2 separate regions of the Mus musculus genome follow, and region 2 is linked to region 1. The links are chromatin loops, found by intact Hi-C in ENCODE. Cell type or tissue: left cerebral cortex. All regions are shown on one strand. Each heading gives the region's core, and the rest is flanking DNA. Links, peaks and the distances in the headings are about the cores only.

Evidence for each region. Hi-C counts contacts between places; a loop is a spot of excess contacts. Peaks named below come from ENCODE experiments on the same cell type or tissue, not always from the same donor. Only the 100,000 strongest peaks of a DNase experiment are listed, where the experiment ranks them.
Region 2: a loop joins it to region 1, with 5 times the contacts of the local background. A loop is called at or near these places in 15 of 42 quality-filtered maps.

What each region holds. Positions count from the first base shown.
Region 1 is chr10:44,456,450-44,463,986 of GRCm38, forward strand. Prdm1 (PR domain containing 1, with ZNF domain) reads right to left here and starts at 2,299. Exons shown (of 7, transcript NM_007548.4): 1 at 2,018-2,299; 2 at 176-421. The coding sequence starts at 2,059. In left cerebral cortex, for the core only: CTCF peaks have their summits at 2,228 and 3,855; DNase peaks (open chromatin) are centred at 1,528, 2,359, 2,921, 3,166 and 1 more place; H3K4me3 peaks cover 1,523 bases.
Region 2 is chr10:44,523,432-44,530,968 of GRCm38, forward strand. It overlaps a transcript of Prdm1 not described here. Among named protein-coding and RNA genes, the nearest start is that of Prdm1, 68 kb to the left of the region's middle. In left cerebral cortex, for the core only: no CTCF peak of the experiment used is centred there; DNase peaks (open chromatin) are centred at 3,794, 4,482, 4,942, 6,119 and 1 more place; H3K4me3 peaks cover 1,454 bases.

The sequences.
Region 1 (7,537 bases), core at 1,405-6,404:
GACAGCTGAAGGGAGGAAGAAATGAATAGGAATTGGTTTGAAGAGAAAGCAAGGAAAACAGCCACTGGAGCGATCAATTATTTGCCAATGCATATAAATTCTCACGGTTCTCAGAGATAGTAGTAGGAGAGCTGGCCCAATTGCCAGTCAGACTTCAAGAAGGCAGCCGGCTTACCTCTTTGCTGTTGTTGGCAGCATACTTGAAAAGCAGGTTCCTTGGTAAGGATGCCTCGGCTTGAACAGAAGTACCCCCGTCAGCGCCGGAATCCCAGGGGTGGTCGTTCACTATGTATGTACACTTCTCTTCAAACTCGGCCTCTGTCCACAAAGTCATATCAGCGTCCTCCATGTCCATTTTCATGATCCCAGTCTCTGCCAGTCCTTGAAACTTCACGGAGCCGGAGCTAGACTTGGGGGCAGCCTGGAAGAGAAGGGAAAGGCTTTTAATCCCCATTGTCCGGCGCTCCTGTGCCTCCCTCTTAGAGGCTATGACTAACACGGTGCTCTGAAGACTTTAAAAGCTTGGAGTACTTGTACAGTTGAGTAAGAGTCCAAAGCCGTGTAAAGTAGACTGCCTTGAAGAAGCACGGTTTTAAAATGCAGCCTTTGGCTGAAAAAAAAAAAAAAAGCGTATATGTATATGTTAACCTCATCGGGAGAGAAAGAACAGCTACCTTTGAACAATCCTTGGCTTTATCACTCAAGGCAGAAATGTGTTGTGGGCGCTGCTGCGTCCTGTGTCCCGGGACGCCCGGGGTCATGGCCGCCAGACCCTCAGAGCTGTGGAAAAGCTGTCTCAGAGAAGTGTCACAAACAAGGGGAGGAAGAGGCAGGGGCGCTGCCTGCGTCTGAATGAAGCTAAAAATGGAAAACACGTGTGGTGCAGGAGCGGAACCCAGTCTGCCTTTTCCAAATGGGGAAAACTGAACTTTCCCACCAGCTCCCTAGCGAAGCAACTTTCAAAACAACTAGGTCCCCTCCCTCTGCCGCGCGCGCGCGCGCGTTCAGTCTCTTTCATCCTCCAGCAGGCAAGCCTGAGAGGGGTTGCATCCTGCCAGCATCCTTGAGTACCAGCCTTCCCGAGCTCCCATGGACCACAGGAAAAGAAAAATTGGGGAAGAGGGAAACACCCAGCAGTTTTGTTTGTTTTTTTAATCCGTGGGCATCTCGAGCCAGATAGAAAAATTAAAAACAAAACATATTAAAAAAAAAGTCAATAGAATTCCCTGAAGAGAATTCCTTTAGGAGCCCTCAGCCACAAATAGCACTTTCTATTTAAATGTGAAAGTGCATGAATTCCCAGAAGTCACTGAAGTGGCACAGTTTACTGTAACTAAAGTTATACAGAAGACTTGGGGATCCTCCTCTTATCTGCCCTCGGAAAAAGTCCTTTCCAAAGAGGAAAAGCAAGAAAGATAAAACAGCCTCTGCAACGTATTCCCACATAGACGCCGCAGATAAAAATTAGGAATAAGGATAACCATGTTAGAACGCGCGCTTGTGAAAATGTAAACACAGTACAGCGGGAGTCCCTCTCCGGAGCTGGTCTTTACAATTCGTCCCTAGATAGGACGCTCCGAGAAGGGGAAAGATGCTTACTTGTCCTTGTCCCGGGTACAACTTAAACTATCTCATTCTTATTTAGTTCCAACATGTAAGGTCATGTGGAACAAACGATGTTAAATACAAGTGAAAACCTAAGTCAACCCGGGATAGTTACAGTAATGTAAAGGCAGCGAGTGGCGAAGCGGACAAGAACCACTACTGAAATTTCAGTGAATTGACAATTATGTCTAGAACTGAAAGGGTTAATGATTCATACGGAGGAAAAAAGTCTTCTAAATGTTTGACAGTGCTCCGCGTACTAAAACAGAAGCGCTGGTTTCTACTGAGGCTTCATTCTTTTTTTTTTTTTAAAAGGGGGAGGGGGGAGAAAAGAAAAGTTAAAAAAAAAAGGAAGAAAGAAAAAGGGATAAAAGGTTTCAAATCGTATTAAAGACAGAATCTGGTTCCTTACCAAGGTCGTACCCACACGTTTTTCCAAGAGAAGATCCAACATCTGAGATAAGCCTCTCTCATGTCCACCCAGTCCACATCCTCCCGCGTCCCTGCCGGGCTGAGCAGTACTGACGCGCACCTCGGCGGTCCCTCCTTTTCTACGGCCGCGGGCCGGGCTCGCTCCGGGCGGACAGGTGCTGCGCGCTGCTCTTGCGTCTCCGCGACACTGGAGGGCCGAGTGTCACTGCAGCAGTGTCTGTGCGAGCGAGCGAGTGAGCGAGCGACTGACTACTCTTCCCCCTCCCTGCCCTGCCGCAGACTTCTTTACCAATACTGACGGTCTGATTCACTCCTACCAGCCGCCGCGATGGGGGCGTGGCCGCACCTGGCCAGCCCAGCCGTGCAGCGTGGGGTTCAGGGCTTCCCCCCACCGACTGCGACCCGCGGCAGCTTCCTCTGTTTGCAAATGGATTTCAACAAGGACTGGGAATCTTCTTACTTCCCTTTGCAGGCGCTTGCCCTCCATGTTTACCCACACTACGATTGTATTCTAAGTCCTCCGGATCGCTAGCTTCCTGTCGCGGCAGAGCGGGGCGGGGTGGGGGACTCCTCCTCAAAAGAAAACCCTAGTCACCTAAACTCGGTGTCTCAATTACAGGATCCGACGTACTTCGAAGGAAAGAGCTAAAGTATTTTGGCAGCACATGCAATACAATTTCGCTGTGTAGTCCTGGAGTCATTGCCAATGAAATAAATATTCTAAGGCGGTTCTCCTCTAGTATTAAACGTATAGGATTTCATTTCTCCTGCTAACTGAATACATTCAGCTTAGGTAGACCTAACTTCCTCCTTTCGACCATTTGGAAATAGGGAAACAGGAAAAAGTTATAATCATATATACTGGTTTTGTTGTCCCTGCCTCTCATGCCCAAACCCACAGCCAGGCTTCCGAGCGTGTGCGTACAATGGAGAGTAGGAATGCTTCCCAGTTAAAAAGGGGATGTTGGGCTGGGGGCAGTGAGTGGAAAGCTGTTGGAGGCAGTAATTAGTGGGGCTCGTTCTGAGCCTGGCCGGCTTTTCCTTCAGCCCCAGTCTGTCTTCTGGAGAAGGAAGGACATCCTGTGATGATGGCATACAATGTCCTGTTTGTTTATTATTAAGAGCGTGGACCTTGCATTCCTGCTTCTCATTACAAAACAAACCAGATGCGGTACTTCCTTCAATGGTCTTTTGCCTTCAGCAGGGATCCTCCAATTCACAGAAACAATGCTGCTAAGGGCCCATTTATAGCCAGCATCCCATCACAGCGACTTTTTAGATCACAGAAACTCAAGTCTTCCCCTTATCTTGCTTGCCTCATCGCAGGTTCCCCTCACCCCCACCCCCATTTTTAAAAATCATCTCTCCCAAAAGTTTACGATGTGGTATCTTTTCTAGTATTCTAAACACACGGGGCATACACACCCACCCACATCCAGATCCACACCCACATTCACACACCCAGACCCAACCTAATGATACCAACTTAGTCATACAATGAAGTGGACATTTGAGTATTTGTTTACAGGAAGAAATGAAACACAGCAAAACAAAAGCCCAACTCAATCATAAAGACAGGCTTGTTCTTCTGTTTTCCTTTCAAGAAACTTTCCCAGAAAAATTTTTTTGGGGGGGAGGGGTGTGTGGAAGGTATCACAGAAAATGATATGTGCATCTAAAAAATCCTTCTACAATTTATGTAGTTCGGAACAATCAAATTTATACCGGGGACAAGAGTAGAATACACTGGGGGGGGGGGGGGGGGTTGTAGGTCCACCTGTTATTTCATTTTCTGCCAGAGGGGGCGCTAGCACCAAGAAGAAACAGGCTGTTAGCTTGCTCTTGTGCCAGGGCTATATACAGAGAAACCCTGTCTCCAAAAACCAAAAAAAAAAAAAAAAAAAAAACCCAAAAAAACCAAACCAAAACAAAACAAAAAAACCCGAATGAACAATTCTTAAGAGTTCTCAGAAAGGTCCAAGTGATAATTAAACAAAAGAAATCCAGCCTCCTGCAGAGGGTTTATTAACCGATGCTGAGTCAGCACCACTATGGACAGAAAAACAATGTAGTCATCTCAGGGTCTGGCCTGCTGCTAGCTGTCTCCACTGCACAGCAGTTAACACGGTTTACCCTGCTTTCCTTTCATGAAAAACTTTGCTCTTGGGGCACAGATACCATGTAAGTGTCAGTGATTCCACCACTGTGGTGTAAAGAAAGAAGCAAAGGGTGGCAGTCAGAGTGGGAAGAGGGCTATTTTAAGCCAAATGTTTGCTTTAATGACTGGAAGATGCCTGTGAATCAACTCATGGTTAATTAATATCAGCCTGGGCTCACCTTCCGAGGTGGCGAAATAGGCTTGAGTCTAGGGAGGACGCAAACATCAAATATCAGTGTGAGGCTCATCCAGGCAACCCTAAAATTAGTTCCAGGTGTTCCAGCTGTGCTGGACAAAGCCATAGGTGAAACCATCAGGAAACAAAAAAACAAAAAACCAAAAAACCAAAAAAAAAAAAAAAAAGGGATAGAGCATCATTGGAGTATAATATCCTTGAAGTATTTGCTCCAGGACAAACGAACACGAGATGAGGGGGAAACAAAACAAACAGTTCCAGGCCAAGTTCTGATGCTGACGGTGGTAGTTAAGGAGAGATAGTGGTATAAGCTAAGATGAAGGGCAAATTCATATTATAGCACTTAGGTAGCGTCCAGAGCAGAACAGCTAAGCAGGGCCTGACTGTGGGCTGAGCGCCACCCAGCACCCTCCAAAGGCTGGAGCCCCGCACTCCCGGATGTGGACACTAAAGCTAGGAGACCAGGAGGTGCTAGTGCCTGTGCACAGCACAAAGAACTGAAGTGGCCATGGTCTGGAATCCTAAGTATTAAAATATTCCTTCTAGGAGCTGGAGAGATGGCTCAGTGGGTAAGAACACTGACTGTTTGTTCTTCTGAAGGCCCTGAGTTCAATTCCCAGCAACCACATGGTGGCTCACAACCATCTGATGCCCTCTTCTGGGGTGTCTGAACACAGCTACAGTGTACTTACTTACATATAATAAATAAATCTTTTTTTTTTTTTTTTTGTTTTTTCGAGACAGGGTTTCTCTGTATAGTCTTGGCTGTCCTGGAACTCACTCTGTAGACCAGGCTGGCCTCGAACTTAGAAATCCGCCTGCCTCTGCCTCCCAAGTGCTGGGATTAAAGGCGTGCGCCACCACCGCCCGGCAATAAATAAATCTTTTAAAAAATATTTCTTCTAAGCAACACGCTGGATACAGTTTTGGTCGGTTTTTTTTTTTGTTGTTGTTGTTGTTGTTTTTTGTTTTGTTTTTTCATTTTCTCCAGTGTCAGGACACCCCAATCTCAGCAGCTGTCTTCATTCATCTGTGAAATGGTAGCCCATCACAATCCCAATAGCTATGTTCTCTGAAAGCCCCGTCCCTTTCTTTTGATGCATCAGCAAACCCACCATTCGTTCAGTTTCAGCTCCTGGGCCAGGTTCCCCGCCCCTTTAGTCTTTGGGTAGGTTGGGAATCACTCTGTAGGCGGCCAGATGACTATGAGCAAAACGACTATAGTAGCTGCTATTGCGGCACGGAGGGAACCTGAGCACCAAATCTGGAGACTGGACTCCACTTGGGCTTAAAAAAGTTTTTTTCCCCTAAGGAAAGTAAGAAAAAAAAAAAAGGGATAAAATATGCTCAAGATGAAACGGGTTTTCATTTTCTAATTCAACTCCTGCTATAGCCAAACAAGGTCAATGACAGGCTAACCACATCAATAGATCACCCCCCACCCTCTTCCCCACTCCCTACTCACCCACCCACCCTCAACCCCCCACACCCATTTCCCACTTCCTGTAAGCTAGGCATCTTCATGCTGGTAAACATTTGGGGACCAACTGTAAGCCTGAGCCTTAGAGAGGGGCACTGTGGCTTCGAAGCCCTCCCACATGTCTCAAAGCCGGGCTGAGAACTGGAGGGGCACTTGGCTTTTAAACTTTAACAGCCTTTTCAACTCTAGTCAACCGGGCTTGGCTTCTCTGGGCTGCCTTCCATTTTTAAAAGCCGGACAAGAAGAGCAAGTTATGTGTGTGAGTGAGAGAGAATGTATGTATGACACATGCTGTGTTACAACGCCGCGTGTGTGTCATGGGTGTGATATGTGTATGATATGTTTCAATGGTGTGTTAAATCAATCTAAAAATAGCATAAGCTTCCTTTGCGTGACACATAACTCACCCCTCCCCCCAACTAGGACAAACATTGTCAGGGCCTAGACTTGGGAATGGTGATCCTAGCGGCCTGTGGGATGGTAGAGGATGATGTCACTGTTTTGACTTCCTAAAGAAGAGAAACAAAGATTAAGTAAATTAAAGCAGAGCTCTCTTCTCGTAATGTAACAAAGATAAGCACTCTCCTAAGGTCGGTAAAAACTTTCAAGATGGCTGCCATGTCAGGATGCCTCAGCATATTTTGGTCCTGTCACAGTTCTGGTTTTATCTGATTATCCACATACTTTTAAGTTATTTATTCAGTTGAACATCCACCAACTTAACAAATAGTGCCAACAGTAACCATCGTGTCCCTGGCAAACGGGGAAAACCACTGTGGGTTTCTAAGATCTGATTGCCTTTCTAACTATGTTTTTATTATAGTGATTCAGACATGAGAGGGATCTTAACTCCTGAAAAAGGCTGTGGGAAAAGCAATCATTTCTGAACCCAGAAGACATCTATCCTGAATTTGGTGGGAAAAGGAATGAGCCTGAACTAAGACGAGCCAGGGCAGGGATGCTTAGGGAGAGAGAGGCAGCAGGGCAGGTGCACGCTCATGGGCACTTTCCTTGAAAAATCTTCTCTCAGAGTCTGAGGGAGGAAGGATAGCTTCCACATCAGTGAGAGCCTGGGACCAAAGTACACCTCTCTCTTTCAGTGAGAGGAGAGGCCTCACAGCAAGGAGAAAGGCTCACAGTGGAGAGAAAAAGACATCGGTGTACACAAAGCCTTGGGCTCAATTCCTAGCACAGCACAAAGCAAACAAAGTAACATACGCCTATAATCTCCACCTGGGGGTGTTGAGGCAGGAAGATAAAAAATTGAAGGTCATTTTCAGCTACAAAGCAGGTTAGCCTAGCATAGAGGCTCTGTCATGGAGGCAAAAGGGTGTGTGTGTGTGTGTGTGTGTGTGTGTGTGTGTGTGATGACTACGCCTCATCCTTTCTAAGGGAAGATTGCAGATGGTAGAGGATGTGTCTCTGTGTGTGTATGCATGCATTTGCTTGATAGTACATATGTGCACTCAATTTCTCCAGGAGTTAGAAGCAGATAAAGAGAACTAAAGAAGTAGTCATGAGTTCTAGAATCACTGACCCCTGTCCCACACATAAATTCTGCTCCAAGGGGTGTAGTTCTTTACCTGAGCTGAATATCAGATTTAAGACAAAACCCCATTTCCCTGCCAGGTAAGCTGTGGACCAGCTTTGCAGAAGCTTAGGACGC
Region 2 (7,537 bases), core at 1,623-6,622, 67 kb after region 1:
TGCTTTAGCACTGAGCCATATTCCCAGTCCCACAAATCTTCTCAAAGTACATTTTTCCCCGAGTCAGATGTCGGTAGGAAAAGTTCATCCGACTTAGTGGTTTATGTAGATCTGGATTTTTCTATTACTAAAGCTTTTCAGGTTTTAGATCAATTTCTGTCAAGTACAGAAAATACTTATCGTTAAAAGTAGAGTAGCTTTTCAAAGCCCTTTGTTTTTGATGTGTGTGTCATATTTAAAGTGTCTTTCTAGCTAACAACAGAAAGAAAAGGCTAACATTTAGCCACACAGGCCACTTTGATGAATTCTGAATAACATACTCAGACATAGCAGGAAACACTGAGAAGCAGCTGAGTTCATCTGTAAGAACAAAGTTGTTGGAAACCTCCACCAGAAAAGAATCAAATTAGTAATAAAGATACTTAGAATTCATTGATTCAAGCTACTTATAATTTGCCATTACACAAATTAATGTAAAAAGAGAAACTACCTAAACATATGATTTTCTAATAGGAAGTTTCTAGACTCTTAACAACCAGTTTACTTGGAAAGTTTTGTTCCAGCACACAATATCATCTTAATAACTGAATTAGTTACAGATTGACGATTTGCTGTCAGATGCTAATTAGGCATTTTCTTTTCAAGCAGTGACCCCCATCATTACTAAAGCTTAAAGTATCCTTCCATTTAAAAGAAGCAAACTATTTTTCTTTTACAGTAATAATGTTCAGCACACATGCTTTTGTTCACATATTATCCACATGGTGTGTTAGGAGCCACAGAGCCACATTTAAAATTTCATTAGGAAAAACCCCACACACACTCAGCTCAGGCAACTGCTGAGAGACAGCTGCTAGAAACAACTTCCCACTGCAATGCTGTGTGTAGAACTTTGTAAAGGCTACAAGGAAGTGTGGCTAAATTTGGGGGAGAAAAAAAATCTCCTTCAAATTCAACTATATTTTGAAGGTCATGAATCTTAATACATTTAAGATTTTAGTGTAGAGCAAAAAAAGCTTTACTGAAATCGAGGCTGTATAATTCTTTTAAAAAATATGTACTCAGAAACTTTCATCTAAATACTTATTCTAAAACCCAGAAACCTATATTCCCAATCAATGCTAGGAAGTTGTGATGCCCCCGATGACTTTATCATTCCCAACAAATCAGGAAACAATCCAAAAATTTTCCTTTCAAAAATGCAAAATGCATGGGCTAGGAACTTTTTGAGGGCAACCTCTCTGATCTACTTCCGTGTTAGAAGGGCTGAGGAGTCACTGGCAGCAGAACCCAGAGAACTTTAACATCATCACCTGCAACCTTCAAGGGGAGCTACCCGGAGCTATTCCTATATATAGATCAACACCAAAGTGCCAGGAGACAGACCAATAACATTTGTTTATAACTGACCGAAATCATTTTATCAATTAAACCTACATCAAATTACATTGGTATAATAAGACTGAAGAGGAAACAAACAGAAATAACTTAGGACACATTTAACCCTGGTCTAGCATTCATTCTGCATGAAGGAACTTGTTTGTGAACGGCTTTCATTTATCAATGACCTTTACATTTATCAATGGGACTTATTTTTTGAGTGCTAAGTTCCTTGTCTTTGCTCCCTGTGTCATTTATATTAGATTTCCCACTTAGGAAGATTCTAAGGCTCAGACCTCTATCAGCTGTCAGTGAACAGTATTCTCATAGAGTTAAAGAAATCTCAGTCTGAAAACAAGCAGCTATGTTTGGAGCAGAAGTTTGTTTTCTTGTAACCCAAAGAAGACAAATCAAAACCTAGTGTGTGACTCTAAGGCAGGAGATAGCCTATTTGGTTAAAATAATGTTTACTTTGTGTCAGAAACAAAGGATTCTAGTTTCTGTCTGCCAAAGTGGGTAATTTTAACTCTACCTGTCCCTAAGAGGCATTGTTACTAGAAAATAAGGAGGACCCAAAAGGCTCCAATGGAGAGGGGTTCTGAAGAAGACACAGACAGCACAATGTAATGAATGTCCTCTTGGCCTTTAACATTTAAAAACATTGAAAACAGGCACTGAGATCCACAAAAGGGTGATAGGCTATTTTTACACAGAAACTGATTTTTGCTAAATGCTTTTTGAAACATGGCATGTATTAAAAACACCGTTTAAGCCATAAGAATTTTCGCCAGTGGATTTGCTAAGTACTGTAGAGAATAGCTTGACTTCCTGCACCTTGTAATGTGTACGAAATGGATAATTTATAAAGACAAATCTGTACCGTGCAGCATAGAGTCTAGAAGAACATCAAGCTGTAAGAGCAAAAACTAGATGCAGGAGAATGTCCTGTTTAGTTTATCCTGATGTCGTATACTTATATTCAAATCAGATAGGCCAGATTGCTAGTTTTACCACAGAGAAAAGCTAGCAAACATTTCATTTTTCAGACAGCTATTAGAGAAAAATCTGTATTTATGTTTATATTTCAAGGTACAAAAAGTTTGCTAACATTAATTCACATTATGTATATTTAAAAAAAAACTATAGTTAGCCAAAAACAAAAACAAAAAACCCTGCTTAGCCATCTCTAGGACAGTCAGTTTATGATAAAACAAACAAACAAAAAACAACTAAAAAACCAAACTTAACCAACTGGGAACATGCTGTGTTTTAGGGATTTCACTTTTTTTCAGTCAGAAACATTTTTTAAAATTGAATTTCCCAAGAGCTGAAGGAAATGTAGAGAGGTCTAGAATAAGAAGGGCCCTAAGCATCCTACTGCAAACTTTTCCAAGGCAGAACCAGGAAGTGGTGCCACTACTAGACTCTGGAACAAATGTTCCCGGTGGCTTTGTACCACAATGTTTAAAAACATCATATTTTAATTTCAGGCCTTATAAACTAAAGATGTCCCCCCCCCCCAAACTAATTACACTATTATTTTGGATCAGAGTTTGCGGCTGACAACATCTGTTAGAAACTCAATTGTGCTTCCTAATTAAAGAACTAAGTCTAGTTGATGAAAAAAAAAAAAGTTTAATTCAAAGGGAGCTGTAATACTGTGAAAATAACCAAATAATTTTCCCCCACAAATATCCTCCCTGGGAGAAAGAGGCTTTCAGTGGGAACAGAGCTTCCCAACGGTCTGTGTCGTGTATCTACTGTTTATTTTATTATTTTTCCTATTTACTGGGTCTTTCCTGTTACTTTATTTACAGCTGAATACTCACTTAACCAATGTTTTTTTTTTCCCCCTCAATTATTCCTCCTCTGCTGTTTTATTCAGCAAAGCAGAATAGTTTCAAAGCAAAGCAGTTTCAAGTCAGGCCTTTCCCTTTTGTTCTGTTTACAAGTGTCTGTTGAATCAAAACATTTAAAACTTTAAATAGTAATCCTTGAAGGTTCCTTTTAAAAAGAAAGGAAAAAAAAAAAAAAGTAAATCCTCGCAGAAAACGCCCAGGCTGCTTGTGAAAGAGGCAGCGCATGGTTCATTGATCCCATAGTGAACGTGACCACGCTGGGTAGGTACTCAGAGCTGGCACCTGCCCAAGCCCTCCTCTGCCTGTGCCTAACCTCTATGCTTGCCAGGAACCGAGAACCTAAAAAGGTGCGAGTAAGGTGAGACGTAACCAGGAACTTAAAAGTGTCATCCTGAGTAGGACTCATCTCTCCGGATTTCAAAAATCGGAAAAGGTAGCTTGGCAGCTCCAGGCGCTGCCCTCCGGGCCACCCCTCCAGCTCTGCGCCCCTAAGTTCAGCGCGATTGCGGTGCTAGCGGTTAGCGAAGGTGCGAAGGCTGGAAAGCTCGAGTAGCCCCGACTCTGGTTTAGACTGCCTGGCTTGCTCACCAATTACACTAGATTGCAAGCCCAGCAGCCATCCACGCGGCAGAATCTGCTCTGCACTTAGGAAGTGGCAGGCAGCACCCTAGCCAGTGACAGCGGGAACTCCGGGCCAGGCCAGGAGTTCTCGGAAAGTTTGTCTGCACAACCCATTCCTCCCTGAGCCTGGAGGGACGCGACACAGAAAGATCCCTCTGGTATCCTTAGGGTCTCTGTCAGCACCCTTGGTTCTCTTTATCTCCGAACGAAAGCAATCTCTGGGTCATCCTAAACCCACTCACTCCTTCTTTGGTGACTTTAAAGAAAGGGCTCCAGTTCAAAGAAGACGCACAAAGGGTGTGTCTGCTCCCTCTCACCTACTCGAGGGTCTGGCAGCACCAGTGTTCCTGCAGAACAGCTGTCCACCCCTCCCCCGCCTCACCGCCCCCCCTCCCGCCTTTAAAATAATTTGCGCAATCGTGCACTGCGTAGTCTAATTGCAAGCCGCTAGCTGCGAATTCCTTTTTCAATTTGAACCAGTCTGGACTCTCCCTCCTCTGGGTCTTACCTTGTCTCCCTAGCCTCCCACCGAGTCTCCGTGTCCTAATGGTGGCATCTGGGACGTGTGACACCCCTGATCCCCATCCCCAGAGTCGCTCTGCTCTCTGTCTCCCATGTCCCTCTCCCAGCATCTAAAACTTTGGGTGCTGTTTTTGCGCTACCGAAGAAGAGTAAACGTAATTGCCCCTGTTCAGTTGGGGCAGGCCTTTTAGAATTTCCGACATTATATTAAGTTTACATTTCAAAATAAGGTGTATCCGATTCTGCGTTTAATCAACCAACGGGTGACACGAAATTCGACGTTTTCTTTGAACAGACTGAAGGGAAAGATCTAAGGTCTTCCCTTCCATCCACAGACTGAAGGGAAAGATCTAAGGTCTTCCCTTCCATCCCGTTTTAAATTTTTAAATAATGAATGCCGTCGGAGGAATGAAGCAACAGGAGGTCCCCTCTGGTTTACTGTCCCCAACACTGGAAATCTTTCCCCACACTGATATCCTAATTTAAACACCACCCCGGCTCCATTCTTTGAAACCCCATTTCTTAAGGTAGCAAGAGTAACGTTTTAAAGACCTTGCACTGTTCCACGGCTCTTCGCAGTCCTAAGCGGCACACCTGAGCAGCCCGGGCAGCTCCCGACGACCTCCGGCTGCAGAACCTTCAGTCTTCCCTGTGGCACGTTTTCTGTGCCTCAACAAACTCCCAAAACAAGCAACTTCGGTGAATGCAAACTAAGCTTTCTCGGGAGAAACGTCAAGGCAGCTACAATCCGTCTCTGATTACACAAACATACCTAAGGGCAGGTTGGAGAGTGACGAGGGCTTTGGGGGTGGGGGTTTGTCTGCTCAGAGGTGGCTGAAACCAGTTTTCCCATTGTTATTTAGCTAAGAAAAGCTAGCTTTTGTTTTGTGGTAGATATTAGGGATTAAAAAACGCCAACGCCACAGTTCCCAGGAGTCTTTGAGATTATGGAAAAATCTAACCTCAAGTGAGGAATTTGGTTCTTTTAGATTACAGCACCGAATGAAGTATTAAGATTTTTATGAGGAAAAACGTCCAGTCACTTAAAAATTTTTCTATAGAGGCTGGAGAGGTGGCTCAGTGTGTAAAGGCGCTTGCTGCCAAGTCCGAAGACCAGGGTTCATTCCCACACAGTGGAAGGAAAGAACCGACTTTCACAAGTTCGCATCGTGGAATGCTCCCCACCCAAAAACCTAAATATCACTTTAAATATTACTAAGAACTGACGTTGCATCCTGCTACCTGCCCTGTATTTCAGTAACTCAGCTCCCCTCTGGCGTCTGTCAAAATAGGAAAAATGGCAACAGCAACGTCGGAACTTATTGGATTTTGCTCTGGAAACCCAAAACTTCAGATTCCCTCCAGTTATCATTGTGCACATTCGCTTTAATGGAAGGAGGCACACAGTCCTGATTCCCTCTTTGGCCTGCAGAACAGAGCTAGAAATCCCATCGTTCCTGGGTCCATTGGCCACACGTGTGCAAGCGGCTCCCGCAGCTGATGGAAGGTGGCTCATCCAGCAGTGGACGTGTGAATATGTGAGGGGACTTTGGGGGGGTGGCTGGAGCGCACCGGGCTGCAACCCACTCTGTGCTCTGATTCTCATAGTACCAGCCGGGCTAACTCGCCTACAACCGGCGAGCAAGGCTCTGGAGGACCCGGTCGGGTCCCAACCTGGGACCTCCAGGATTGGACAGCCTCTAGCCACGTGACCAGCACTCCGCTCGCTCGCGCCCCGCCCCTTCCCGCCGCTCGCGCAGTCCGCGGAGCACTGCACATACCTGGCACTCACTTTCACTTTCTGCGCTGGAGGTTCACGCACGAATGATAACTTTTTGTTTTGGCTCTTTTAGATTTTTTTTTTTTGAGGCAACCAGTGCAAGAGGAAGACGTCGGAGGAGAAACGAGTCGAACCCGTTCATGGCTGGGGGTAGCGTGGGAGGAGTAGGGAGGTTGCGTGGGGGAGCGGTTCTTGGCGGGGAAACCGGATTGCTCGCCTTACAAGAGCACAGCTGTCTGAGCTTTTGTGTCCGTGAAATGTCCTGGGAAGTGACACCCACCGCCAGGGCATAGCAAGCAAAAGTCTCAAACAAGTAGAAGCTCCATCCTTCAAACCCTGATATAATCCTTTGTTTATGAGAAGGAAAACCTGCCATGTAGTTTGCTGGGTTAACTGAAGTTAAAGGGCCTCTTGTTAGCCCACGTGGGTGACTTGCTTGGCATTAGTAAGGCAAAAATCCAAAGAATAGTCTCTGCTAGCTCTGGGATCAGCGGGTGACTCAGAAGCAATCCAAAATGTTTGCCCACGTACTCCGCAGCGCTTACCTATTATCTGTGTGCAGCTGACCCTCTAAGATGCTCCCCATGGCCCAAGAAATCTCATCTCTTGGAAGTCAATAGTCCAGGTCATGTTGTTTATTATACAGAGCTTAGTTAACGTTTTGTACATTTTACCTGTGAAGTTCTGGCACATAGCATCAAATTGCCTTCCTCCCTTGTCCATTTTCTTTTCTTATGCAGCACCTTCATCTTTAACAAGCCAGGGAAGTTGTAACAGGAAGATTGGGTTTTAGAAAGAAAATTGCTTTGCCTTCTTTCAAAAGATGTCTCCACCACTTGGTGGCATTTAACAGGTTCTAAACTGAGTCCTTTGTTTTTGTTTTGTTTGTGTTCCTAAAGAGTAATAGGAAACCAACTTTACAAAGTGTGGACAATTACCTAGTATAGTTTCTGGTACAAAATAAACGCTCAATGGATTATTATTACAATTGGGTTTACTCTCCTCCTATGGAGTTTTACCTGACTGTGCTAGTGGCCTTTCTTTTATTTTCATGTAGAAGTTTGATTAAGGAGAAAGCAAAGCTCATAAAGCAATTTGCTTCAATCATGTGTTGTGATAAGTAACTTCTACTGGCTAACTACATGTCCTTTTGAAAGTAGTTCCTCAAATTTGTTTTGAATATATAATAGTGCCTTTGAATTTTCTTAACTTCTCCCATGCACTTTTACCAAATGACAGAGTTAGGCTTATACTACTAGTTATTTCACAACTAAACATGGTGACTTTTAGGGGGAAACGCTATTATTTTCTCTGGGTAGTTAGCTGAATGTCTATCATAAAATACAATCTAGAATAAGAACTAATTACATACAAA